Linked DNA regions of Homo sapiens: all the other regions are linked to region 3. A link is a loop called in an ENCODE intact Hi-C map of the cell type or tissue named here. Cell type or tissue: Caco-2. All regions are shown on one strand.

Region 1 (4,000 bases), 230 kb after region 3:
TCTTCATGTTGGCCAGGCTGGTCTTGAATTCCTGACTTCAGGTGATCCACTTGCCTCAGCCTCCCAAAGTGCTGAGATTACAGGTGTGAGCCACTGCGCCTGGCCGGTATTTCTTGTCCTCCTGTTCTGTTTAACTTATTTCTCCCTCTTTCTACCTTTTTTTTGATTTATTGGTAAATTTATGTGTTTTTCTTTTTTCTTTCATGATTGTTTATTAGCTATAATTATTTGTGGTGTTATTGTAGTTGTTGTTTTAATGGTTATAGTATACATGTCTACCTTATCATAGTCTACCTTCCACAAATATAATACCATTTCACTTTTAGTATAAAAACCTTACATTTTCATCTTTTCTTTCCTGGCCTTTGTGGTGGTGTTGTCAAACGTTTTACTTCTACATGAGCTCCAAATCCAACAATATAGTGTTATTATTTTTACTTAAACAGTTAATTATCTTTTAAAAATTTTAAATAAGAAAGATATATTTTATGTAGTTATATTTCTGGCGCTCTTTATTCAATTGTGTAGATTATACTTTCATCTGTTATTAGTTACTCCTCCGGTAACACATTTCTTTTAGTTCAGACATACTGATGATGAAGTATTTTAGCTTCTGTATGTTCAGCTATTATTTCTTCAGCATTTAAAAATACATTTTGCTGGGTACAGAATTCTGGAATGATAGCATTTTTACTTCACTACATTAAAGTTACTCCTCAACTGATGTCTGATGTTCAGTTTTCTAATGAGAAGTCTGTTGTAATTTTTCATCTTTTTTTTCCTCTGAATATACTGTGCCTTTTTCTCTGGCTCTTTTTATCATTGGATTTAAGTAGTTGGTTAAGATATATTTTACTACAGTTTCCTTAATTTTGCTTGTGCTTGATTGAGATTTTTCGTGAACCAAAAATTTGGAAAAAATGGTCATTATTTTTTGCAAATGTATTTTCTGCTTTTCCTCTGTCTTTTATGCTTCAGGACTCAAATTACACCAGGACTCAAATTGTCCCACAGCTGATTTATGCTCAGTTAATGTTTTTCTCATCATTTTATTCTTCTCTGCTTCATTTTTGAATTGTTTATGTTGCCATCTCTTCTATCTTTTCTTATATAAGGTATAAATTACTATTATTAATCCCATCTAGTGTATTTTGCATTTGAGACACTGCTTTCAACTCTAGAAGTTTGAGTTAGGTCTTAGCACTTCTCTGCTGAACAAGTTCAATTTAGCTAATTCAACGTATGGAATAAAGTTTAATAACTATTGTGATAGCTTCATCTATTCTATTTTCTGTATTTTTCAGGGTCAGTTTAATTGATTAATTTTTTTCTTGCATATATTGTATTTTATTGTTTCTTTTCATATCTGGTAATTTATACTAGATACCAGATACTGCTAACTTTATCTTTTTGGGCGCTGGATATTTTTGTATTTCTACATATATTCTTGAGCAGTTAATTTATGTGAAAATAATTTGATCCTTTTGGTCTGGCTTTTAAGATTGTTTTAATCAGGACCAGAGGAGTTTTTGTTTACAGTTAATTTGACTTCACTTGTGAAGCAATTCACTTCTGAGTTACCTACCTATACACCCAATGTTTCATGAATTTTAAGTTCCCACTCTGGCTGATGGGAATAGGCATTATTCCTCTAATTCTTTTGGCTGTTTAATCTCTGGTTTCTGGTGGTAACATCATATGGCATGAACTGATCAGTATGAGTGAAGGCTTGAAGAAACCTGCATTTCTCCAGACAGCTTCTCCCCCTACTGTCTTCCCCCAACTCTCTGCAGCTTTATTTTCTGTGGCACTAACCCCTGCGAATTCTAGCCACCCTTTTCTCTTATGGAAGGAGCTATATTACTGGCTTCTTCTCCTCAGCTCAGGAAATCACAAGATTCTGCCCAGATTTTTCCTCATTGTACTATAGCCTTGAATATATCTCTTCCTGCCCTCCCCCTACCCTCCCCAGCTTTATTCTCTCTGGCACTAACTCTCTGGTGAAAATGCTAGCCACTCATTTCTCTTATGGAAGGAGCTACATTACCGGCTCCTTCTCCTAGAAGGAAATCACTAGATTCTGCCCAGATTCTTCCTCATTTTACTGTAGCCTTGAATATCTCTCCAGGCAATAAAGTGAAATAATCCTGAGATTCACCTACTTTACTTCTCATCTCTCAGAGATAAATATCTTTTATTACCTGATATATAGTATCATAACATACAGTTTTGTATTTTTATGTGTCTTTTATTTTGGTTGTTTTGGGAAGAATAGTAAATCAAGTTCCTGTTTCTCCACATTGGCTAGAAGTAGAATTATTTTACTCTTTTAAATATTTGACTGTACAATATGCTGAAAATCCTAAAATCCTTCTACACTATGTGACTGGATATAGACTTTTTTCCTATAATCATTTGAGAGCCAATCAAAAACCTTTCTAAAAATGTTCAGATTTATACTGTCAGAAATGAAAAGCTTTTGGTACTGCCTCACGAGGATTTGAGGATGAAAGATAGAGGTTGTGAAACAAATTAGGGATTTGTCATTTCTTCATAATGTATATGATTGCACAATATTGTATAATCTAAATTTACATACTTTTGAGTATGTTTAATAAAAGTGGGAATAGAAAAACTAGAAAGGATAATATTTGAAGTTGATTTTTTAAGGTTACATAAAATTGCCATGGCATGGTGACTGTATTCGTCTGAGTTTCCCTGTATGCCAAGATTTAGTCATAAACTTATGAAGAAAGAGATTTCTGGAAGGTGATTAATCTATCCTCCCTTATTCTCTCTTTTCCTCAACAATTGCCTTATTTCTTTCTTACATTTTCAAATATAGAACATCTTCAGAGTGCTAGAAGAATATACCCAGGTTACATACTTGAATCTCATGTTCAAAGTTGGAATTGTGTCTGCAGACTAAGACAGGTGGTGCTGATTCTCAGTTTGAAGATGCATTGTGTTAAAGTAATTTGAAAATCTGATTCAAATAAATAATATTATGGGTTTTCTTCTTTTGAGTTAGGATGGTAAGTGGCTAAGAGTGTAAATCTTGGAGTAATTATGCCTAAATTTTAAACAAAGCTCTTTTGTATTTGCTATGTGAATTCAGACCTGCTACATAATTCCTCTTTGTTTCATTTTCCTTGTTTGACATCATTATCTATCTCATGGAATGGTTGTGAAGATTAAATGATTTAATACATCTGGAACATTTAGAAAAATACTTACATAGTATGTAAGAATGTTTGGCTACTCTCATTTTGTTAGTTGCAAAGTAGTTAATTTTTCCTAGATAAACCTATCAGCATTTTAATATTACCACAATTATTTTATTGCCATCTGCTAATTACGTAATTACCTTACATCTATATAGAGAAAGATCATTATCATAATAACTATTCAACAGTAATCCCAGGAAGTCTTTGTAATTAACAGAGATGGAGCCAAGTTCTTTTCAAGTAATATATGCTCTCATCTGACCCTTTATAACTTTGGGAAGTATTATTCATGAAATAGTATTCACATGAAGTCTATTCAATAATCACAATCACTTCATTAAGCACATTGTAGAAGAAGAAAAGCCTGTATTTTCTTCTTAAATATTTACATGAATTTTATTAAAAATAACGAAAAGATTGTAGTTGAGTCTTCTTGTTTAGGACTATATAAGAAATGATTTCTGTGTAGTGTGTCGAGGCTAACTGAAATGCAAATGTCTGAAGGTCTAGGTATGACCACGATTCTGAAATAATGATGTTCAATGACCCAGCTGTCTCCTGAGGTCTGTTATAGTGTTTTCCGAAGTGTCTCTCTGGCATTGTTGAATCTATAACTAGTAACTGGAAAAAACATATTTCCTATGTCTCCAATACACACAAAGAAAAAATTAAGATATGCCATGAGGAATTTATTGCTTTAGAAATCTGCTCATCAAAATAAAAATTAGTCATTCAGAAACAATAAAAACTTAAGTCTTTTAATGCATGTTCTT
Region 2 (4,000 bases), 140 kb after region 3:
TTGTGAATGTGCTGCAAAACATCTTTCCCCAACAGGGCTTTTAGAATCATTTGCCTCTGCTAGTGCTCCATTATTATTCCCTTGCTTCCCAACTACCACCTATGGGCTGGGAAGTTGGTGCTGACCCGGTATTGTGATTCAGGTATAATTCTTGCCTGCCATTCTTCTAGCTCTGCCCTTCTCAAAAAAGTCACTGTGTGTCTCTGCCCCCATAATGCTAAGCGATCTTGGCATTAATGGTAAGTATTTGTCTGCAGACAATCAATGTATTTTTTTGTTGATGGCAATCTAGCTCCTTTTACGACAGTTTTTAAAACAAAAGTTTGTAAGTATTCTTGCAAGAAAAAAGGTGATAAATTATGGTAATTTATTTGGTTATTCTATAAAAAGGCAATTTTATTCATAATGTAGTTCTAGTATAATACTTATAGTACCATCCTAAAATTTCAGTCCTACGGCAGGGAGAGGTGTTTTGTGTAGAAAGGAAAAAGCACATGGGCAAAAGGAGGAGAAATTGCAAAGAATGAGTTTGTCTTCTTCCTCATTCCTAGTTTTAGAGATGATAGGATAATTTTCAAAGCAGGGAAATTTATACGTTTACATCAATTTTACTTCCTTCCTGGAAACCCTTCATTCAGAGGTCAAAGGTTTTAATGGCTGTAATAAATTAAAAGTGGGCCAGCCCAAATCTTTTTACACTCCTTGCATTATTAATAGGTGGGATTGTAATTCTCTTCCCTCTAATCTGGGCAGGGATTGTCCAATGGAATAATGTATAAGTGATTGTTCTATTAATGCCATACTGATTTTTAGACCTAGGTTTAAGAAACTTAGGCAACATCCACTCCTTGTCCCTTGAATACTTACTCTTGGATCTCAGCTGCTCACTCCATGGCAGACTAACCAGCTCTGTGAAGCCTTTACAGAAAAGAACTAAGATGTCTGACAATCCTAGCCGAACTCTTAGGTGATAACCAGCACCAATTTGGCAGCCATAGGAGTGAACTCATTTTGGAAAAAAACATCGTTTAGCTCCAGTCAAGCTGATGCAAAGAGACCAGTGATTAAGTCCCCCTGCCAACCTCCGCACAAATGACAGGTTAATAAGGAAAACAGATTATGTGTTTTTATGCCCAGAAGTTTTGGGTGGTACTTTATGCAACAGAACAGTACTCTTTGGTAAGCATCTTCACACGAATCGGGCTTGCTATTTCTATAAGAGTGTTTTATACATACCTGCACTAAATGAGTGCCCTCTCAACAAAGCCACCTCCCAAGAACTTCCCCAGATCAATGTTCACCTTCTTTTAGAGCAGATGGGCTAATTATTTGTTAGAAGGAAGCAATTTGATTGAAGTAATTCTCAACAAGGCTTGACTGATTAATGTGTATTTAAGCCACTCAGGAAGATTTAATTGGCAACATGTCAACCAATATAATAAAATAAATTGAAAAAATAGTACACAGTATAGGGAAAGTTATTGTCAGATGGTGGCCATAGTTTACAGAATACAAATTATGCAGACTGTCATTATGTAATAGTTTGGGCCTCTGAATTGAGTAGGTTAAATCAAGGATATGCATCTTGTGTTAGTTACTAGAAAAGGGGCACCTTATAGTGTATTGTGTTGTATTGTAAAATAATCCCTTGTTTACCTCTGTGCCTAGGTTGACTATTCCTTTATGGTAGGAGTGAAATCTACTGCCTCCATGTATGTTCCACCATACCTAGTACAGTGTATTTTGTATGTTGTAGGTATTCAATAAGTGTTTGTTTATAATATAATATAATAAGAAACACACCTGTATACATATTTACCATTTGTTTGGATGTCAAAGTGTACACAGACTTTACAAGATATTAACATAATATAATCAAATTGATATTATATCTTGCTTTTTTCTTTATTGCACTGGCTAAAATGTCTAATGCAATGTTGAACATATTGATTAGTTATAGTTCCATTACATTCATTGAATGACCCCAGACTAGTAATATTGTACCATTCTTTTTATTTATTTCCTGAGTCACTTTTCTCATATTTCAGTCAAGGTTTTTGCATTTATATTCATGAGATTGGCCTGTGATATTTTTAACTGTAATTTTTAAGTCAGGTATTGTTATCAAGTTTAGGCTATCCTCATAAACAAATTAAGAAAGGGTCTGTCTTCTTATAATTTCTGAGATAATAAATATATGCTAGCAGTCATCATAAAAGTCATTTGGGATTACATTTTCCTTTGTAGGAAAGATTTTTAAAATGAATTTAATTTCTTAGGTAGTTATGGGACTATTCATTATAACCACTGGAAAGAAAAAACATATTCACAGATGATATATTTGTAGAAACTTCAAAGATAAACTATTCATTGATATTAGAAATAATAATTTGGTTTAATAGCTTGCTGCATACAAGCTAAATTCAAAGAACATATGTAAGAAAAAATAAAGTGAAAATTTAACAATAAAAGATACTATTTCAAATAGCATCACAAATATGAAATCCCAAGTCATTAATGCAGCATATATTTTATGGCCACTCATGGAAAAATTATATTTTTAAAAAATTTATAGAGGATGTTAATAATTAGATGTATTTTGAAAAAAAATTGTAATGATCCATACTAAAAAGATGCCAATTCTCCTAAAATTGCCTATACATTTAAGGCAATTACAATAAAAGTTCCAGCAATTTTATTTGTTTCTGACCACAAGTTAATTCTAAGTTTATAGCAATTTGTAAAGGGTCAAGAATAGCTATCATAAGAATAAATCAATAAACAACAGAACAACATTGGTAGTGCAGAAAAAGATCTTAATTTAGACGGATATGTGATTTATGACAAAAGTAGAAGTTGATATTCATCTTTTAAAAAATATAAAACTTGGCCTCTACTTCAAACTGTTTCCAAAAGTTAATTCCAAATAATTAATAGACATTTATGTGAAAGAAAAAAGAGCAAAGCTTTTAGAAAATGATCTGAGACTATTTTTAGTGAGACAGGTTTAACCATGTTGGCCAGGATTAACATAAGCTTGAGGTAGGTAGGGAAATTTTTACAAAGGGAACACATAAAGCACTTCTTATAAATGTAATTTAATGAATTAGAATACATTAAAATTAAAAATTCTCTGTAAATTCAAACTAAGAGTTAAATGGTAATCCGTGAAGTAGACAAAATAATTCTAACACAATAATTAACAAAGGGCCTGTATCCTAAATATAGAAAAGTGTCTAAAAATCAGTACAGAAAATACAGAAAATCCAATAACATGTCAATGGAACAGACATGTTACAAAACAGCATATCTACATGGCAAGTAAATATGTGAAGAGATAATCTCATTGGTAATCAAAAGAATGTTGATTAAAATTGTAATAGAATGTCATTAAAAACCAGTAAATGAATAAAAGTAAATAGACAAACAATATGGAGAGGCAAGAGGTGGAGCAGCCAGAATCCTTATGCTCTGCTGCTCCAAGGTAGAACTGGCACAGTGACTTTCAAAAACGTTTTAACCAGTATTTACTAAAGCTGAAGGTGTATGAGCTTCATTATGATTCAGCAATTCTACTTCTGGGTATACACCCAGCAAAAACAACTGATGATACATAGATGATAGATAGATAGATAGATAGATAGATAGATAGATAGATAGATAGATAGATAGATAGGGAAGTTGGCATTATCTTTTAAAATCACAGTTATATATACCCTTTGACACAGAAATTTTATCTCTAGTCATTCCAAAGTTTTACTAGTATGTATGTGAAAGGATTATCCACTGCTGTATTACTAAACAGGTTCAAAATCCCTTATCTGAACCTTTGGAATAAATGTGTTATCAAATAGAGATTTTGTGTTTATTTTTAGGAGGATACCACCATGCGTATGTCATCTACTACATTATACCCTCAGTAGGATTCAGAGCACAACCCCATATCTAAATCACTGCCACTTCTGCAGTGAAATGTGTGTATATTCACACTAAGTAGAAT
Region 3 (4,000 bases):
TGCTCTCCTCATAACCTTTTATTTTCTCATTTTTCATTTAACCATTCCTGGACCTCACTCTCATCTTGCAATATCTAATAAGCCTTTACTAAGGACTGAACATGTGAGGGCCAGATTTGTGAACTGGACTTTTCTCTCTGTAGATTTTTCAATTAGGTTTTCACAATGCCCTAGTTTCACTGAGTCAGTAAAACTCCCAGATGTTTCCATTCTTTATGTATCTCTCCTTGTATCCCTCATCTCTGTCATAATTTTAGAGACCCTCTTGACATTTAAAAAATTTGGAAACAACAGTTTCTTATTTCTGCCTAAGAAGACTTAAGATATTTCTGTAAAGATTTGGTTGGACACATATAGACATTTATTCCAAATTAAATCAGTGGTCTTCTTCAGATTGAGTTCCAAGCTGTAAACTTCAAAGGATAAGTTCTGCTTTACTAACTGTAATGCCAAACCAATTATTTTATAAAAACAATTAAATTGTCATGAACATAAGATTTCATATCCTGAAAGAATAGGAATAAGTTCTATTTTCACAATTAGTTTTCTATGTATAGTCCTCAACCACAATGCCTGTGAACCACCATCCTGGGAAATAAACTTTTCTTGAGATCTCAAAGCAAATGAAGACAAGTAACCAGCATGGCACAAATGCTTCTCTGCTACTACGTGGATTCTTTTATAGACACTGATTATATATTAAGATATTAATTTTATCCATTTACACTCATCAAAAAAGAAATATATGGTCCACATACTTAAATTCAACTTCTTTCTTAGAGGCAATGGACTAAGTACAATCACAAGCAATAGACAAACATCATAACTTTAATTTTTGGCTGTAAAAATGGAATAAAAACAGTAATTGTATTCATCATCGCTTGATGAAGTCTTTAAAATGTTACTTTTATTCTAGGAAGAATGTAGGCAACCTCTAAAGGGTTGATGTGGCAAGAAAGACACTGATATTTTTTCTGGGAAAAAAATACCTTGGCTCTGAACGAAAAAGAATATTGCTGAAATTATAGTTAGGAGCCTAGTTCTCCTATTGTTAGAGCTCTTTTAGGACATTTTATGATATTTTCTACAAGCACAGGACTGTGGCTATTTAGCTTGGTTTCTATTATGCCTTTCTTGGCATCATGTAGGATAACTAGCACATCTTATAGGACACCAGTGAAAGACAAAATAGACAACACAAAAATCGTATGGCATTCCTCAAACTGTTTTATGTGAAAAAGAAAGGCTGTCTTATACTATTCAAATCCCTAGACGAATATGTCAAAATAAGAGTACGAGAGGAAGGGGTTATTTCAAGGATATCCCACATATAGACAACATGGTGCATTGTGACATCGTTATATAAATATTAATAGTGCCAGAATACTAATCCCTTCATCGGGGAGGAAATATTCTAAATTCACTTACCTCTTGCAGCACTTTCCTACATAGTACTGTAGACACAGCCCATTGGCATCCTAGAGATGGCATTCTGAAGAGAAAGCAGGATCTCAACTCCTCTCAAGGTGTTCCTCCCTCCCTTGAAGGTCAGGATGTCTTGTGCTGGCACATCCTTTGGTGGGTCAGTAGATGGCAGTGTGTCTGAATCTAGTATGTATGGTAGGGGAAAGCTTTTTAGCATTTCCCAAGAAAATGAAGGTTTTGAAAGCTGTGAGGCAGCATGGGGCCTAGTGCATGGGCCAGAAGACTTGATCTTTATTTCTGGCTCAACTCCTGAATACATTTACTTGAGTAAATGGACACCAGCCACTTAACTTTTGTGTTCTTTGCTTTCTTGAACTTGAAATTAGACAAAATACTCTGCCTCTTCCCATCTCCCTCACAAGGACCCTGTGAGTTTAATCAGACTTCAGATTAGTTTCCGTTCTTTGAAGAAAAGACTCCTTATGAATTTGCTATGCTATTTATAATGTCAGTGGCAAAATTGATCTGGGTTGTTCTTCTGGGACTTGAAGTAAATAAACACAGAGGCATTTGGCAAGAAGGATCTTCTGTATTTCTGTGCCATAAAATGTTGGTGTATTTTGGTTTTAAGTAGCAGCACTGGATCTCAGGATGCAAAATTATTCTTGTTACTTGGAATTAAAATAACTTCCTCCATTCCATGGAACTTGACAATTACGGAAGGAAGCCAATAGGCCTCTGGCACCTTCCCAATTTAAATTTAAACTGTTCACTGCAAGTACAGATTCAATCAGATACAATCATTTTCACTTTTCCCTGCTATTAAACATAAGAATTTTCACTTCAGCATTTTACTACAAAGGTGGCACTCTGATAAATGTTAAATGAAATGGTAAGTAGGAAATACCATTGAAGGGTTGAAAGATGATTCTTTTTCCCAACAAGATCCAGCTGTGCATGAATTCACTGGAAGTTAGAATAGTTAGAATCCTCAACCAAAACATACCTTCAGCTGCATGGCACCAAAATGGGTCATGACAAGATCATGTTGGGGCAAAACAAACTTTAACATCTCACCTGTCAACCTGGCTCTGGTCACGATCAAAGCTAAGCTTCTTTGAAGAAGCCTTGCTACTTTGAGGCTGGTAACAAGGATCAAAAAGGGATACAATAAATAATACTATTTCTGGACAGGTAGATTCTGATAGGGAGGTCTAGCGTATTTCTAATACAGATGCCTACCTCATCTGGTCTTCTTGGAAACAAAAAATTATATTGTGTAGGATAGCCAGAAATCTACCTGCTATATAAAAAGATAAAATTGTAAAATGAAATGGATGTCATGTTTGAACACATGCCATACCATCATTTTTAGGTAGCAGCCTTTCAGGATATAGACAAATATATTTGGGATGGTTTCTGGGTGTATAATCCATTGGAAAAGCTATTTTAATATAAAAATTCACTGTCAAAATATTAATAAACAACTAGTCTTTTTTCAAATCTCTTGTGCAATAAACATAGATTCAAGACAAGTGATTTTTGTCGTGTCATCTTATTTGTAAGACATGTCTCTCTAGTTGGATAGTGATTGGCTTGTTGGTTTGAACGTCAGGAGGTTAAAATCTTAATTTAAATATGCATTAGTATTAAAATATGTTCAAGAGAATGTCACATCAACCTCAACCTCAAAGTACCAATTATGTTGTTTGGGTTCCACATTTGACACTGTTCTGACTAAACTGATATCCCCCGTTCAGAATTTCTAAAAATGCCTCAGATCTCAGTTTCATAATACATTCTATGTAAAGTAGAAACATTAAGAAAAACTGAATTATAGAAACATAATTTCATAGTTTCAAGGACATAGAAGTCAAAGCATACTGCTTGAAGCTAATGAACAATTATAAAGATGTAGAAGCCAGCACATTATTAGCATTAGGTTAGAAGAAATAGACAATTCTGTAACCACTCAACAGGATGGATTCAAAACAAAGAAATTGTTAAGTTTGGAGTTTAATTATAAACACTAATTTGTAACTTGGATGAGAACAGTAACTGTTTTTAATCCTTAGCCAGTGTTTTATTTTTTTCCCTGAAGCCGCTTATTGAAGAAAATAAATGACGCAGGAAAAGCAAGGGGAATAACTAATAACCAACATTTTATGCATATATATGTGTAGAACTTAAGTGAGAAAAAAACTGATGGCACCATAGTCAATTTAAATAAGATAAAACGTATCAATCAAGCAGTCAACCATAAATCTCTAAGAAACAAGAAGCCCATGTACAAATTCACGGAAACATGGTAATTGATCTTTGTTGATAACGTTGAAGCACTTTGTGATTCAGAAAAAAAAACAAATTTGGAAGTTATCGTATACATAATATGGTTTTACACATAATATTATGTATATTTTATTACATTTTATATTTTTAGATATTATTCATACCCAATTTGTGGCAATCCTGTGAATCCGATCATTGGTAAGTTAGAATAGTTCTTTCCAGGTAATTATTTTTAATTTACTATTTTCAAATAATTTTAAACTTTGGTAAAGTGGTTTGCAGAGAT
Region 4 (4,000 bases), 680 kb before region 3:
TTCTCCCGCCTCAGCCTCCTGAGTAGCTGGGATTACAGGTGCCTGCCATCACGCCTGGCTAATTTTTGTATTTTTAGTAGAGACGGGGTTTTGCCATGTTGGCCACGCTGTTCTTGAACTCCTGACCTCAGGTGATCCACCCACCTCGGCCTCCCAAAGTGCTAGGATTACAGGCGTGAGCCACTGCGCCCGGCCTATCTTTTATGCTCAATAAAGTGCTATATATTACTAGTGATAAGAAAAACCATAGACCCTGGAACCAGTGGATTGGAGTTGGAGTCCTGGCTCTGTGATTTACTGACCAGGCCATGCTGGCCAACTTACTGATCCTCTTAGGGCTCAGTTTACTCACCTATAAAAAAAGAATAAAAATAGTGACATTTTTACAATATTGTTGATGGGGTGCTAAATGAGCTAATGATTACTTACAATAGTTTTTGTCAAGCAATAAATGCCATTGTTACTATTATTAAGGTTATTGTGCTCTTTAAGTTTTTGTTCCTCCTATATTCTTTTACTTTTGTCTATTTTTGCATAATCCAAGAGCTGATTCCCTGAGTAGCACTTAATAATAGTTAAAATAAACTGAGCATTTCCGGTTGAAACATACTTCATATTTAGAAAATAAAAAGATCTTTGACAATTTATATTTTGCTATCTTTATTGTGCCAAATTTATTAAATGATATAATTGAATTAAGGTTTTGCTTATGAGATTGTGCCGTCATATCCTGTAAATGAATAACATCATATTTCTCTTTTTTTCTGTCTTTCTGCAAGTAGGTCAAGCTCTGAAATTACTGTATCACATATTTGATTATATATTCTAACAATGTTGATGTTGATCCACATGGTGTATTGTTCAAATTAGAAAAAACAGTGCCTTCGTCAGGATAGGATTAACCTGTCATCAGGACACTTGGCTTGGCAAACCTAGTGTGGGTAGAATTTCTGCTCCTAATCAAACCCTGGCTGGGTGCCCTTGTGCAGTGAACAACCTGAACAACTGTATGCAATGGCCCTGTCTTCCTGAATCCTATAGATTAAGCATTGCAACAAGAAATCTAAGAATGACATACCTCATGATACTTTTTCACGGTTTTCCCTGAATTGCATGTGCAGGACCTCCAGTTGACAGTTCCACAGCCACAATTTCCTCCACAGCGCTGCACGAGGAGGCAACGTGGAAAGAAGACCACATTGGCCAACTTCAGCTCTTCTCTTATATTGACCGAGTAATTCCTGGGAGTGCAACTGTAACGCTTGGCATCATCATTGAGCCTATCCAGGTCAACTGTAAGCAAATACATGCACTGTGTAAGCAAACACAACAGTAAGCACAATTGCTCAGCATGTGTTTTGGGGAATAGAGTGGGAAGATTCTGTGAGGACAACTTTAATCCTGGGATTAAATCCATCCTCAGGCTCTCAATTACTGGGAACCTAAAGTAAAAGACCTAATTTCTCTCTTGATCCCATCTACCCTTTGAAAATAACAACAAAAACAAAACAAAACAAAAACCTTGGCTAAAATTCATGTCTTGGTTCAAATTTCCTTGCATCTTTTTTATGCAAAAAAAGTTCAGAGGAAAGAAAATGAAACATTTGGCAAATTAAAATAATTGCCTTTATCTTCAAAAAGACAAAATAAACTGCTTCTTCATTCTAAATAAATCCTGACTCTAAGCCATCACTTAAATATAATTTAAATTATATCTAGGACACATTAGAGACAACCACTGTATTATATTTACCTGGCAGTGAAATTTCACACATAAATGTAATAAAGAAAAGGGTTTTAGTTTTATTTTTAACTTCAAAGTTAATCAACATGTTAGAGAAAATGATTTTTTTGTGTGTGAATATGGTGCATATTTGTGCACTGGGTCCTAGATGGCAGTATAGCATAGTGGTTAAGTGCTTTGGAGCCGCAGTAAAGTTACAACTGCCTTCAATCACATCATGGCTATGTTTCCTTTTAGTTGGAAAGTTATTTAATGGCTCTGAACTTCTGCTTCCTCATCTATAACATGTAATCATTTGAAGAATTGAATGTAACGTGCCTGGCACTCAATGCCAGCTATTCTTACTAATCTTGATTCATCTGAATCTCCCCCTCTCACATTCTTTTCCTTTAAAGTCAAATGGACAAAATTTAAAAATATACTACGTCTTTCTCCCTCTTTATGTTTTCTTCTTTGGACATTATATAAATGATTATCAAGGGATATGGTCAGTGGGACTTCTATGAACTAAAAGCACCACAATATTTTCAAAGCTAAGTCATAAATATTTACTTGAATTCAATTCGCATTATTGTGTTACATAAATTAGATTTGATTTCGTGTTCTCCAAGTCCATCCAATTATCCATCCATTTGGCAGCCAAATCCTCTTATTGGTGCATACATACATGAGTATCTTCTCACAAGAACACAGTTAGAAGCAAGTCCTTTTGTCTGCACAGAACCCACCACCCTTTCCCAATGCACGCCCTTGTGTGCACCAGGCCACCACAGAAGGAATCCCATGAATGTTAGGCAGTTATCACCATGTTCATTCTAAACTCTAGCCCTGGTAAATGTCTTAGGCTTAAACTGAAACTGCTTAAGGAGAAGGAAGAAAAAAAGCCTTTGGGAGCAGAGGTCAAAAGTCAAGGACAGTGTCAGTAGAATGCATCTAAGGAAAATTGCAGGAACAAGTGTGGACCATGAGTCCACTAACCGCATCCCTGTTTGTCTTTTTATATCTACAACTGTGCTTTGATTCTCAAGGGCAGGGATTTATCCCCAATTGTCATACGCTGAGCCCAGGATACTGTGGGAACTAAATAAATGCCAAATAATCACTGTGCATAATTTATTGCTGTTTTTTTCTTCCTTTGTAAAGACATGTCATAACTTTAGCTATAATCAATCCAGATTTAAATTGAATGAACTCTGTCTTGGGAAAGGAACCATTTTATTGCTGCTAAAGCCCTGAAAATAACTGCAAGCAAAGCAGAAAGGATTACATAAATGGATTAAGAAGTGCAGCAATCATCCATTACAAGTGTCACCTTGAGATAAATACTGATGCTGGCCTGTGCATTCCTGGGCTTGTGAACAGGGCTGATGCAGAGGGCCAAATCTGCTGCTTGTGATAATGGGAAGATATTTGTCTAACACGGAGGACTAAAGAGGTACAATTAGCAGGAAGGGATCGTGATGTGTGAGAAGGCAGAGAGGGACAGGACGCAAGCGGCAACACTGAGTCTCTGCTTTCGTTCAGCCCTCTGCTGAACTATGTCATAACCTTACAGATATGACTACATTTAGTTGTTCCCCACCCATTTCAAGTGAGTATTATTTGCTAAGAGTTAACAGTAAATGGTAAAACTGGAATTGAAGCCTTTCCCCCTTTTGCTCCATAGTCTCTGTCACTTTAAGCAGAATAGAGGGATGGTCAGTAAGCCATTAGTTGAAGGAAGAAGACCAGTGTTATGAGGGCTGTACTGGACTTTCCTGTCTGATGTTGAACCAGGGTTGGGTGGTGAATGGCCACATCCTTATCTTCAGAAGACACCCAAGCCAAAGTACAGCATGCCTTCCCTATAGGAATTCCAATAAACTCCAAAGTGCCCTCCACAAACCAGGAGAAGGCATGTAAGCCTCATTCTATTTGAAACCAAACTCCTCACATTGTATAACTCTTTGACTAGCATTGGTTACTTTCATTTCTTACTCACCATGAGGAGATTCACAATTCTGTCAGTTTTATGCATCAATTCACTAATGTCACTAAGAACTGTGACCCAGTGTGACTGCTGTAGAATCCACCTGCCCTACATATCAGGCGATTGAAATCACCGAGGCACTCAATTTAGAATTAGAACTGAAAGGTTGTTCTGACTGGATGCAAATAACTTCAAAGCGTGATTGCAGACTTTCTGCAGGGGATATTGAGTTTCCAGTCAAAGAAGACTGATAAGCCAGTGCAGCAGAGCAGGGAGCCAGACAGAGG
Region 5 (4,000 bases), 360 kb before region 3:
TAGTTGAATTAGATCCCATTTGTCAATTTTGGCTTTTGTTGCCATTGCTTTTGGTGTTTTAGACATGAAGTCCTTGCCCATGCCTATGTCCTGAATGGTAATGCCTAGGTTTTCTTCTAGGGTTTTTATGGTTTTAGGTCTAACGTTTAAGTCTTTAATCCATCTTGAATTGATTTTTGTATAAGGTGTAAGGAAGGGATCCAGTTTCAGCTTTCTACATATGGCTAGCCAGTTTTCCCAGCACCATTTATTAAATAGGGAATCCTTTCCGCATTGCTTGTTTTTCTCAGGTTTGTCAAAGATCAGATAGTTGTAGATATGCGGCGTTATTTCTGAGGGCTCTGTTCTGTTCCATTGATCTATATCTCTGTTTTGGTACCAGTACCATGCTGTTTTGGTTACTGTAGCCTTGTAGTATAGTTTGAAGTCAGGTAGTGTGATGCCTCCAGCTTTGTTCTTTTGGCTTAGGATTGACTTGGCGATGCGGGCTTGCACCCGATCTCGTTTGATCTCGGAAGCTAAGCAGGGTTGGGCCTGGTTAGTACTTGGATGGGAAACTTCGACTTTTTCATCACACTTACCATAATCTGTCAGCATACAGCTCCATTAGGGCAGGTGCCATAAATTAATATGAGTTATAAAATAAATGAATGAACACATATAGTGACTTATAATTGTAGTCTGTGAGTACACATATACTCTCATCCCCTAAAAGAGGCAAACGACACATTACTGATATTTATTGAGAGCCTTCTCTGGGTTCAAGACAGTTGTAGGGATATACAGACTAAAAAGTATTTTATCTTTTATGTTCTGATTTTGAATGCATGGGTGAGACAAAATAAATTGTAGCAAGCAATATAAAATTGCATAATTTAAGTACTGTAATTTTAGTTTGAGAATTCAGAGAAAGAGAGAGAAATCAATGAGAGCTGGTCCTCACTGAGAGCTTGATGGGATTCTAGGCATCTTCAGTACCTTAAAGCATGAGTGTATTTTTGTCTTCTTGTATTTGAGTACTCAGAAATTTGAAGAGAATTGGGACTGTCACTCTATTTTAAGAAATAGTCTTATTTAATAGGCCAAGGTCCTTTACATGTATGTGTAAAGTAAATCTCAGAGATAGTTTAAGATACACAATCCACTACTACCATGTGCCTTGCTGAAGTAATTTGAAACCCATGTGGTTTAGTTTTGTGATGGTGCTGTCTTCACAGATGATACAAATGATAAGTTTTGATGCTGTCAGTCTATGTCCAGGCTTTACAATGGAAACTATGGTTACTACCTGGTCCCTGCATTTGCAAAGGAGTGCTTAGCATTTGGTATACGACTAACAGCAAGTTCTAGATTTTAGCTCCTTTTAACCTTCTAGTCAAACTAAGCCTTTGATAACCCATTTTACTGAAATAACCAATGCCTACATTATCAATTTTAAATTATGAAAAAATACTTAGAGCAATAAGTTCAATGGCAGCTTTTGACCAATAACACATAAACTTTCTTTTACCTATGTTGGAAATAATTTCTGTCTCAATAAAAAACAATATCAAAGTATCTTGCCAGAATTATTCAATACTAGGTAGAGGTTTTTGGAACCAGTTATTTCTTGCAAATGTATTATTTAAAATGTGTATATTTTTATATTCATGCTAAGTTAGAGTAGCCTCCAACTGAACCAAACTGACTTAAAATCAATTAATTATTCACTGCGAGCTATAATGTTTTAAAAAAGTCACAGATGCAAATTAGACAATTTGGTTCATGATAAACTAAGATACTTCACTTGCTGAAAAACCTATTTCTTCATATAATTCTATGGATTTTGTATTTGATGTGCTTCCACATTTTTAACACTGCTTTGCCATGCCTTTGTGGACTGCGATGTTGTTTTCTCTCATTCAGAGACCTGAAAAACTAATTAACTCATTTGAACTGGATGACTAAAGTGCAAAAGTAATCTGTCACAACTAAAAACATAAATTCAATGTTTTTTCCCATCACAGTCTAGTGCACTTTTTTCTGTAATGCAGTATAATCAAAAGATTATGAACTTTGAGGTCAGACCAGAGAGCAAATCCTGACTGTCACATATTTCCTATATGACCATCAAGTGACTTCACTTCTCTGAGTTTCAATTGCATTGTCTATACAACAACAAAGAGTTAAAAAAGAATAAGACCTATTATGAAGGCTATATTGAGATTGTAAGAGCTTGGAACATATGAGGCACTCTTCCTGGAATGTTTCCCAGCCCCTCTCTTCTTCAAAATCAACTCCAGGATTATCTAACCACAATGATATAATGCAAAGGGTTTTCGGACTGGGAGCAGTTTTTGTCCCTGCTCTGTCACTAACTCAGTCTTTAATCTCAAGCAAGTACATAAGTACATTCGGAATTTCAGTTGCTTAGTGCATCAGTAACAGCCCAGGCCTCTCAGCTCCATAGTCACCCTTCATTGTCCGGCTTCACCAATAGAGGGCGCTGGAAGGACACTGGAGGAGAGAGGGGCTCTTCCTGGTTTGGGGTGTGCTCATTACTAGCTGACTCCCGGAGGGCAGGCTGGCACCTTCCAGTGGAAGACTTCTCAGACCCGGGAGGATAGATTCCAGCGAGGTCCACCACGCAGCACCTCCACAGAAGTCCCTGTCATCCAAGGCCTACACCTACATCCTTTCCAACAATGTCTGGGCTCTTCCAGATTGGCGACTTCATTGAACACTCTGCTTTGGTCCTCGAGGTGCGACTGCTCCCTTTATTTCTTGCTTTCCTGTTCTTCAGAGTTCTGAATGCTATTCCCCCCACCCCAGTAGGTAATTCACTTATATTGTAAATATTTCTTTATATTAAACATTGTTTAACTTCTATCTCTTGGTTAATACTCTTAGGAAATAATTAGGTTACATGGAATCATCAATAAGTTTTTAAAAAGTAATTTTAATCTCTGATATTCAATGAGATTTAATAGAATATGCTCTTGGCTGTTCTTGGAGAAGTGTGCCTCATGGATGTATCCTTAGGCATAAGTTATTTTGTTGTGTTGCCAGGGAGTAATGTGAGAAGTAATTAGTTACATCCCCAAGAGCACTTACTATGGTAGGGATGCTACACTATAGATAAAAAAAATATATCATTGGACCCAACATGCAGAGAACAATCCAAAAGGTGATACACCAATGTGTAATCTGTGCAAACAATAATCCAAATGTAAATGAACAGCAGGTTATTTGATCATTGCATGCAGAATCCAATTAAGAGTGAGGTATGGTATAAAGACCCAAAAACGAACGGAATGAGGTAAGAAGTAGAGATATATGGATTAGAATCAAAGATGGTTTTGCTTGAGAATCAGACCAGTTGACTTAGACCAATAGTTCTCAAACAATGATAGTTGTAATTATCATCTGAGGAATATCTGCATTAACAAATGTGTCCAAATTTTAACCCAGACTGACTGAACCATCATATCTGGGGTTGGGAATTAGCCTATGAATTTTCAGAAACTCTCTACATATTTCTGACGTATTATTTCCTCCTCATCCCCACGAGTTAATTAATAAATAAAAAACTGTTCATGGAGAACATATTATGTGCAAGAGACAGTGCTAGGTACTGAGCAGTATAACAAGCTCATAAAAAAGACTTTGTGCTCAAGGAGTTTGTTGTCTATTGGAAAAGCAAGAAAAGTAGACTTTTAAGTAATACACAACTCCTTCAAGTATGTGTCAGCCATTATGCTAAGCATTTTATTTACATATCTCCTTTAGTCTTGAAAATCCAGTAAGGTAGGTAAAATTACTAAAATTACTTATAGATAAGGAAACTGAAGCTCAGAGGTTAGGTGATATTTTTTCCTCTTAAAGAGACATACAAAGCATTATTAGAGTATAAATGAGGAAGAAAGAAAGTTCTTTATGAACAAGGGGCCACTGAGGCTTGAACACTAATATTTTTGAGTTCTCAAATTTTGTCTTCTAAGGAATGGAAAAATTATTTGAA
Region 6 (4,000 bases), 340 kb after region 3:
ATGAAGTGAGCTTGCAGGTTTCATAGAACCAAGCCCATGGGCATTCTAACTCCTCAACATTGTACCCTACCTCTTAGAATTGCCACTCCATGTCAGACTGTATGCTTTACATCAAAATAAACACCTCATGTCTAATCCAAGGTCTTTCAACATTCATTTCCTCTATTTTCCATTTCTGACCTACAGATCTGACAATAAGTTATCCCTTGAAAACTATTCATGAAAACCAGATAAGGAAGGACTCTGTACTTTCAACACTCACCAAGGCTGATTCCTCAATTGAAGGAGAATTTAATCCCAGTATCTTATCTTTCTTTTTTTTTTTTTTTTTTAAGATGGAGTCTTGCACTGTTGCCTAGGCTGGAGTGCAATGGTGCAACCTCGGCTCACTGCAACCTCCGCCTCCAGAGTTCAAGCAATTCTCCTGCCTCAGCCTCCCAAGTAGCTGAGGTTACAGGTGCCCACCACCACGCCTAGCTAATTGGTTTTTTGTATTTTTAGTAGAGACGTGGTTTCACTATGTTGTCCAGGCTGGTCTCAAACTCCTGACCTCATGATCCTCCTGCCTCTGCCTCCCAAAGTGCTGGGATTACAGGCGTGAGCCACCGTGCCCAGCCCCAGTATCTTATCTTTAAGACCCAAACACTGAACAACTTTCATATCTCCACCACCAAGCTGATCTTGTAGTTTTTTTGCATCAACTAATTGGTAAGTCTACTTATCCTAAATCCAGAATTTTTAGTTCCTTTTTCTATGAACATCCTTGAAAGTACAATGTCTAACTCCCACTTATCCAAGAAGATTTAAAAGATTTAACTTCCCAGATCTCTATTCACAGGAGCTCTGTCTCAATTTATGCTGCATTTCCTCCTCCTTCTCCTCCTCCTTCTTCTTATTTCACTACTTTTCTTTCTTTTTCTTTTTTTAAGACAGGGTCTTACTCTGTCATCCAGGCTAGAGGGTAGTGGTGAAATCTCAGCTCATTGCAACCTCCGCTTCCTGAGCTCAAGCGATTCTCCCATCTCAGCTCTCAGGTAGCTCGGATTACAGGTTCCAGTCAATATGCCCGGCTAATTTTTGTATTTTTTGTAGAGATGGGTTTTGCCATGTTGCCCAGGTTGGCCTCAAATTCCTGGGTTCAAGCCACTCCACCCTCCTTCGGACTCCCAGAGTGCTGGGATTACAGGAATGAGTGACTGTGCTGGTTCTGGATGGCTTTCTTCTATAAACGCCAGAGGTGTATCTTTCTTTTCCCGCAGGAGTTTTACTGTTCTCTACAATTTTTACTTTATTAATAATTATACTATTCTGTGTTAATACCAATCCCATTTTCTCTTTAAACAAGAGGGTGCATTTATCTGTGTATTTATGCATGTATTTATTCAATAATTATTAATTGAATATCTGCTACGTGCCAGGTTTGTTGAATTGCTGAGCAAATCCCTGCCATCACGAAGTTTGCATGTTAGTGAGTAAATACAAGTAAAAAACCAGACACATAAATAAACTATTAATATTTGCTGAGTGGGTAGATGTACGAGCTATGGAGAAAAATAACATAGGAAGTAGTGGGAATAAGGAATGTCCCAAGTTGGGCAAGAAGTAGCAAACCTTTCCTTCTGCACTTTTTTATTGAAAGAATGACTTCTTTTTTGTTCCCTCTCACATGTCTTTATGGATCCTATCACAATCTGTAAGCACATATTTGTTTGTTAACCCACATTTTCAGTATCCATATCTCCCACGAAAATGTGAGTCCTAGATAGGATTACGTCATGTAGGCCTCATTTACCCCTCTGTCACCAGGAGGAAATCCATGACCTAGCAGACCACCCAGATTTTATTCATTTAATAAATTAAGAAATAAAAATTATTTCAAAATATTTTTCCTTCTCTAAAACTTAAGAACTTACGCTCCATAACATAAAGCTTATGGTTGATATTATTTTATTTTACTTTGATCTTCTGCTGGGATATATTGGAATTGTCTTTTCCTTAGCCATATTTTAAACAACTGAATGACAGAAACTGGGTACCTCTCTACTTTCACTTCCCTGACAAAAATTGTCATTGTGAAGTAAAAAGTGAATCATGACAAATTCTTCCTGAAGAAATAAATGAGTAACTAGAAAAGAGACACTTACCTTCCGAAATACTTCCTCTAGGTGGCAGCACCAAGAATATTTCTGGAAGCATGTGATGAGTTGTGTGATGAAGATAGAGCCCATTGTGCTGTCTCTCCAGGACACGTTGTCTATAATGATACAGATGGGTATGCCTTGGGCTATGACTTTCACTATGTTTTTGTTCATATTTTTGTTTTGAGAATGTTTTTAAAAAGAAAAGCATAGCTTGGGAATTATCTTTACAGATTTGTAGGAAGCACTTACAACCTGACATTTACCTACTTTCCACAGAACGTAAACAGAAAACCTAGCAAAAGGTGATCAAAAGTTGCAGTTGGTAAGCATTGCAAGAGATTGTGTATTGAAGAAATTTTGATTCTTGGGATTGGCTTTCTACTACAAAACTCATGTTCATTCTCTCAGCTTTTATAGGGGCTTGAGAAATAACTAGAATTATCCCACTTTACAGAGGAAGAAATAGAAGCACAGAAAGATGAAGGAACTTCCCCATGTTCACACAGTGAGTAAGCAACAAAAAATTGCCACCAGGCTCCAAAGTTGTTTGCAGATTATGCCACACTGTCTTTCACCGTATAATAGAAATAGATGAACACATGACAAGTTTCAGTGATAGAAGCTGAAAAAAGTGATAAAAATCTATTGTACAGGGTGGTGCCAGTAGTAACCAACATTGTGTTATGTACTTGAAATTTGTTAAGAGAGTAGATTTTATGCTAAGTATACTTCTCACACGCAGTCACGGAATGATGATAATAATAAACAGAGAAGTGTAAGAATCTTTTGGAGAAGAGAGATATGTTTATGGCATAGATAGTGGTGATGATTTCAGGAGTACATAGAAATCTCCAAACTCATTAAGTTGTATACATTAAATATGTAACATTATGTATGTCAATCATACCTCAATAAAGTGGTTTTAAAAAATAAGATTTAAAAATATACAAATCAAAAACAGTTAAATGTACGCTCCTTAAGATAATTACCTAGACATGAAATACTAACCAGTGTTCCCTGAGATTAGACCTAATCAGCCCCACCCTATCATTTTCTACTTGTTTTAAAGGGTATCCACAGTTCTAGCAGGGCATGCAATGGCACTGCTCATTGTAGAATCAGATGTGAAATATGGAAAGAAGACTTGAAGTTGATCATTTGAGAAAGAGAAGCCATTCCTGGAATCCATAAAAACACTATGTAAAATGTTAAATGGGCTTAATAAAAAAAACAGAATTCATCATCTGTTTAAATGGTGAGTGGTGAATGGGTTTCCATGTATCGGGTTGCTTTAGGAATCTGTTCTCACGGCACACATAAGATCATGTAAAATATGTGGAGAGCACACAACATTCTATCAGATCATTGTTTCATAGGGATTCTTGATTTTCTAGATTCATTCAAAGATGGCCTCAGGCCCACAAATCCCTTACTGCCACTGAAAGATACATACGTGGCGTTGAAGAGCAGAAAGCAATGAAGTCCTTCTCCACGTGGGTCTTGTAAACAGCATCTTCCTCTAGGTTCTCAGATGACTGTGAAGAGGCCACTTCCAAGGATGCTGGAGAGTCTCTGACCCACAGTTCCCCACGGTTTGCTATGGAGACATTAACTTTCTGCACACTGCTGTGCCTCCCACAGAATGGCTGTCACAGTTGCCCACCTTGTTCTTTTTGAATGTTCATTCTTACTAGTTTCATACATACAGACCCACACACATACAAACACACACAGAGAGAGACACACACACACACACACCACTTTTCTTTCTCTCCAGTGTCATTCAACAATGTGCCTACTGATAGTGAAATCATCTTGAATTTACCATTTTCTAGAAAAAAAATCTGTTTTCTTTTGAA
Region 7 (4,000 bases), 1.3 Mb after region 3:
AGCCAGGTATGGTGGCACGCACCTGTAGTCCCAGCTACTTGGGAGGCTGAGGCAGAAGAATTGCTTGAACCCAGGAGGTGGAGGTTACAGTGAGCCAAGATTGTGCCACTGCACTCCAGCCTGGGCAACAGAGCAAGACTGTCTGAAAAAAAAAAAAAAAAAAAAAGAGAGATGGAAAAAAGGCAGGACAATCAAGACAATATTGGCCTGAAGATATATTGCATTTCCTGAAGAAATGCAGGAATTATGAGTTTACAGCTTCTGCCTTAACCCAGGTGCTTGGACCAGGTGCCTTCCCTTCCACATGCAGAGAGAACTAGATCAAGAACAGGGTGAAGACCATTCATTTTATTCTCTCATGGCAGGCTGTCTTCACGTAATAAACACCCCCACCTGCATCAGTCTTGCACGCTCCTTCTCAACCTTCAAGACCCAATTCAAGTTGTTTCTCCTCTGTGGTATTTTTCCTTGTTCCATCCAGACAGCTCTAACCAAGCTTTCCCTTGGGCCAAGCCTTTACCTTGAGTCCGGCTACACACTTTTTAAAACTAAGTTTCTGTTGTTTATTTGGTCATCAGTCTCTTACTGATTAGGAGTACCAGTGCCTCACCTAGTGGTTATTCAACTGATCCCCAGTCTATATCATTCACCTGCTGAGAGAGGAAGAGTTAAATAATGCCTCTCTAATATGCACCTGTCCTCATCAACAAATAAAGCACCGAGAATAATGAGTCCTCAATAAATACTGTTGTACTGTTTCTTTTACATCTTCTCTTCCATAGTTGAACCAAAAATGTTGTACTACCTTGTTCAAGGGGAAAGTCAAACAGTTGTTCAAAATGAGTTCCATCTAGTGAGTAAAATAACAAAAAGGGTTTATGAAATTGCTATTGACTACAGATGGTGGTGGATTTGGTTTGGGGTTTGTCTCATCAAAAAAATGTCTACAGCAATGCAATGTTCTCCAGTAAAGAGATTTTGAGAGCACAAGGTATGGTGTTGCTACTTCATTCAATCAACATTTTAAGAGATTTTGTTGCCATGACTAAAGAAAGTAAGAATAAATTATTCAGAAATAACCACACAGACTTTAAGTTTCTAAGCATTCAGTATATTTTGGAACATAACAGTGTTGATATAGGCTCAGTACCTGCATACATCATTAAAGGGGAGTAAAAGCATGTTTTTAGTAACTTTTTTTTTCCCCAATAGGATACTCGATACTCCAAGCTATTATGGAAAAAGCAGGACAAAATGGTTGGCATGTCAGCGCTATATGTGTGGAAAATTTTAATGATGTCAGCTATAGGCAACTTCTAGAAGAACTTGACAGAAGACAAGAGAAGAAGTTTGTAATAGACTGTGAGATAGAGAGACTTCAAAACATATTAGAACAGGTAAGTCCTAGATTTTATATTTTTAACCTAGACCCTATACAGAAAAATTTAACCTTTGATTGACTTGTCCCCATCAACATCTTCTCCCAGCTTTTAATTTGGAGTGTGAGGTTTGAGAGTTTTCATTCCATGACTATCTTCAGGACCAAATCACAATCTTTTATCACCAAGGACCTTTTTGGTTCTTAAGTCTCAATGTATTTAGAAAGCTATTTCTCACATATTCTTAAGACTTGAATGAGTGAAAGACTCTGTGTGAATCTTGAAGAGCTCTTGGCCTCCAGTTTTCGAAAATATTAATGTTGAAGATTAATCCCATCTAAAAATAGTACAAAAATTCTAAATTTGTGGGTGCACCATTTTTAGAGGCACACTTACTTTAGAGAAGTGCTACATGAGAAACAGCAACATAAATTACTAAAGCAATAAAATAAAAGAAAAGTCAGTGGAATACTGTATATAATTTAGTGGAATACTGTATATAGCATGTTTTCTGCTAGGTATTATAAGTCAATACATTACTACCCCAGTGGAGATGGTTTTCAACTCTCCTCAAAATGGAAAAGTCCTTGAATAAATGTTTCAATAAATATTTGTTGATTTGATTTGAAGCAGCCAGGAAAAGATTAAACTGAGCTTTGCCGTTGTATTAAATGATAGGAAAATATCATCAAATAATGGATAACATCTGCCTTTCCCTACCCCTGCAGATCATGATAAAGCTTTAAAGGCTCTTTGGCCAAAATTGCAGTGAGTGAATGCCATCTAGTGGTTTTAGAAATGCTTGCTCATATTATCTACAATACGTTAGTTCAGCCAGACATGGGTAATATAATTTTTTGTTGGTTAGTTTTTTACATATAGCTTAACTGCATAATTATATGACTTGATTTCCATTAGTAAACTTGCCAATTTGGAGGTTTATTTATAGGAATAACTTTAGTATTCAATTGTAAGAATGAAAACCAAAATATATTTCAGAGATTCAGCTTTACTATTTGCAGGCAAGGGACTAGATGTCTTCAGTTTCCTTCCTCAACTATATTAGCATTTGTAAAAGTGAAAAGTAAAAGAAAACAAACAAACAAAAATGTTGTATTGCTAAAGTCTAAAGAAGCCAGACCATAAGAGGAAATAACAGAGTATTTACTTCCTGTCGTCCCTTTGTAGAAGAAAAAGCTAAATATATATATATATATACTGAAGAAATATATATGTTATTTTGGGAAATATTAATTAAAAGCCTATACATTACTCGGGCTTATTCCTAAGAGAGTCCAAAAAATTTTTGAAGTTGTAGCTATTCAATGTATATGAAATTTTTAAATGGTTAGTTACAGAATCCAAGAAAAATCTTTCTTCTTTCTTAAGCAATACAGCCACTTTACCTCCGACTCCCATTTCCCTCCCTCCCACTCCTGCCCCTGTATTGAGAGTTTGAGTTGTTTGACCTGAACAACTGAAGCTTTGTAAATAACTCACGATGAATCCCACAGAGCAGCCAATTCTAAGAACTGCCTGGATTGCCAAGTTCCTGTCAGAGGGTGAGTAAGGCTCAGAAAGACCCTCCACTTAGCACCTGTGCTTAAAAGACCAAGTCTGGAGGAGGCAATTGAGTGCCTAAAGCACACTGACCCATTTCAGAGGCTTAGCTGGTTTCTAAGAAGAAAATTGGCACACCTGGGTGCTTTGGATAAACTCTGAATAAGCCGTAAATGAGCTCCTGCTAAAGAAACTGGACATCTTATATATTTTTTGTCATATTAAAGAAATTAGAAAACTTGAGTGTCTACCTTTTCTATTCTTCTTGCCAAATTCTAAAAGGTTTCTTTTCTATCATGGTTGCATGGTAATAATAATAATAATAGTAAGAGAACTTTGTCCATTTAAAATGCCTCTCAGGTATAAATCTCATAAATTGCAATAAAGTCTACTGCATTGTGAGAAAATAATGTACTCTTAATTGTCCTATAAAATTTTCCTCCAAGAAAAGCTGTGTTTTTATTCTGAACATGCTGTTGTTGTTGTTTACTATCTGTATTTTAATTCCTTGTAGCTCTAAATGAAACAACTTTCAATGTTTTCTTGGTTTTACTCTTGGCTCTTCCACAAGAGCTAATCCATACTTTGTCAGGGGTTTGTACGTGTATCTTAAGACCCCTGTGTTTCAACATCCTTTTTCATAAATTAAGATAGCAAAAGAAAACAATTTCAAAAAACCAACCAAAGCATTTTTAAAAGGTAAAAAGTTAAATGCTAAATAATCTTGATTAGAAAAATGCCTTTGAAAAGGTGGACTTTTCTCAGAAGATGGTGAAATTAATACAATGATGATAAAGTTCTAGAAGGATGGACACACTTCATATTAGTAAATTTCTATGGCCGGGCATGGTGGCTCACGCCTGTAATCCCAGCACTTTGGGAGGCCGAGGCAGGTGGATCACCTGAGGTCGGGAGTTCGAGACCAGCCTGACAAACATGGAGAATCCCTGTCTCTACTAAAAATAAAAAATTAGCCGGGTGTGGTGGCACATGCCTGTAATCCCAGCTACTCGGGAGGCTGAGGCAGGAGAATCACTTAAACCCAGGAGGTGGAGGTTGTG

The links. Hi-C counts contacts between places; a loop is a spot of excess contacts. Peaks named below come from ENCODE experiments on the same cell type or tissue, not always from the same donor. Only the 100,000 strongest peaks of a DNase experiment are listed, where the experiment ranks them.
Region 1: it touches region 3 in a loop (6-fold over the local background); 5 of 110 quality-filtered maps call a loop at or near these places.
Region 2: a loop joins it to region 3, with 2.7 times the contacts of the local background. A loop is called at or near these places in 2 of 110 quality-filtered maps.
Region 4: a loop joins it to region 3, with 4 times the contacts of the local background. A loop is called at or near these places in 3 of 110 quality-filtered maps.
Region 5: it touches region 3 in a loop (2.9-fold over the local background); 4 of 110 quality-filtered maps call a loop at or near these places.
Region 6: a loop joins it to region 3, with 2.5 times the contacts of the local background. A loop is called at or near these places in 9 of 110 quality-filtered maps.
Region 7: it touches region 3 in a loop (19-fold over the local background); 28 of 110 quality-filtered maps call a loop at or near these places.

The regions. Positions count from the first base shown.
Region 1 is chr11:104,839,603-104,843,602 of GRCh38, forward strand. No RefSeq gene overlaps it. Among named protein-coding and RNA genes, the nearest start is that of CASP4, 130 kb to the right of the region's middle. In Caco-2, no CTCF peak of the experiment used is centred here; no DNase peak of the experiment used is centred here.
Region 2 is chr11:104,750,301-104,754,300 of GRCh38, forward strand. No RefSeq gene overlaps it. Among named protein-coding and RNA genes, the nearest start is that of LINC02552, 140 kb to the left of the region's middle. In Caco-2, no CTCF peak of the experiment used is centred here; no DNase peak of the experiment used is centred here.
Region 3 is chr11:104,607,809-104,611,808 of GRCh38, forward strand. It overlaps LINC02552 (long intergenic non-protein coding RNA 2552), which reads right to left and starts at 1,494. Exons shown (of 4, transcript NR_120585.1): 1 at 1,429-1,494. In Caco-2, a CTCF peak has its summit at 1,587 (motif pointing right); a DNase peak (open chromatin) is centred at 1,603.
Region 4 is chr11:103,925,834-103,929,833 of GRCh38, forward strand. It overlaps PDGFD (platelet derived growth factor D), which reads right to left. Exons shown (of 7, transcript NM_025208.5): 6 at 1,079-1,293. Among named protein-coding and RNA genes, the nearest start is that of PDGFDDN, 21 kb to the left of the region's middle. In Caco-2, a CTCF peak has its summit at 1,901; a DNase peak (open chromatin) is centred at 3,548.
Region 5 is chr11:104,252,092-104,256,091 of GRCh38, forward strand. It overlaps the pseudogene RNA5SP348. Among named protein-coding and RNA genes, the nearest start is that of PDGFD, 90 kb to the left of the region's middle. In Caco-2, CTCF peaks have their summits at 2,477 (motif pointing right) and 2,679; a DNase peak (open chromatin) is centred at 2,490.
Region 6 is chr11:104,944,939-104,948,938 of GRCh38, forward strand. CASP4 (caspase 4) reads right to left here. Exons shown (of 9, transcript NM_001225.4): 6 at 3,595-3,738; 7 at 2,145-2,254. Among named protein-coding and RNA genes, the nearest start is that of CASP4, 22 kb to the right of the region's middle. In Caco-2, a CTCF peak has its summit at 2,216 (motif pointing right); a DNase peak (open chromatin) is centred at 2,183.
Region 7 is chr11:105,860,812-105,864,811 of GRCh38, forward strand. It overlaps GRIA4 (glutamate ionotropic receptor AMPA type subunit 4), which reads left to right. Exons shown (of 17, transcript NM_000829.4): 5 at 1,213-1,397. Among named protein-coding and RNA genes, the nearest start is that of MSANTD4, 160 kb to the right of the region's middle. In Caco-2, a CTCF peak has its summit at 2,153 (motif pointing left); no DNase peak of the experiment used is centred here.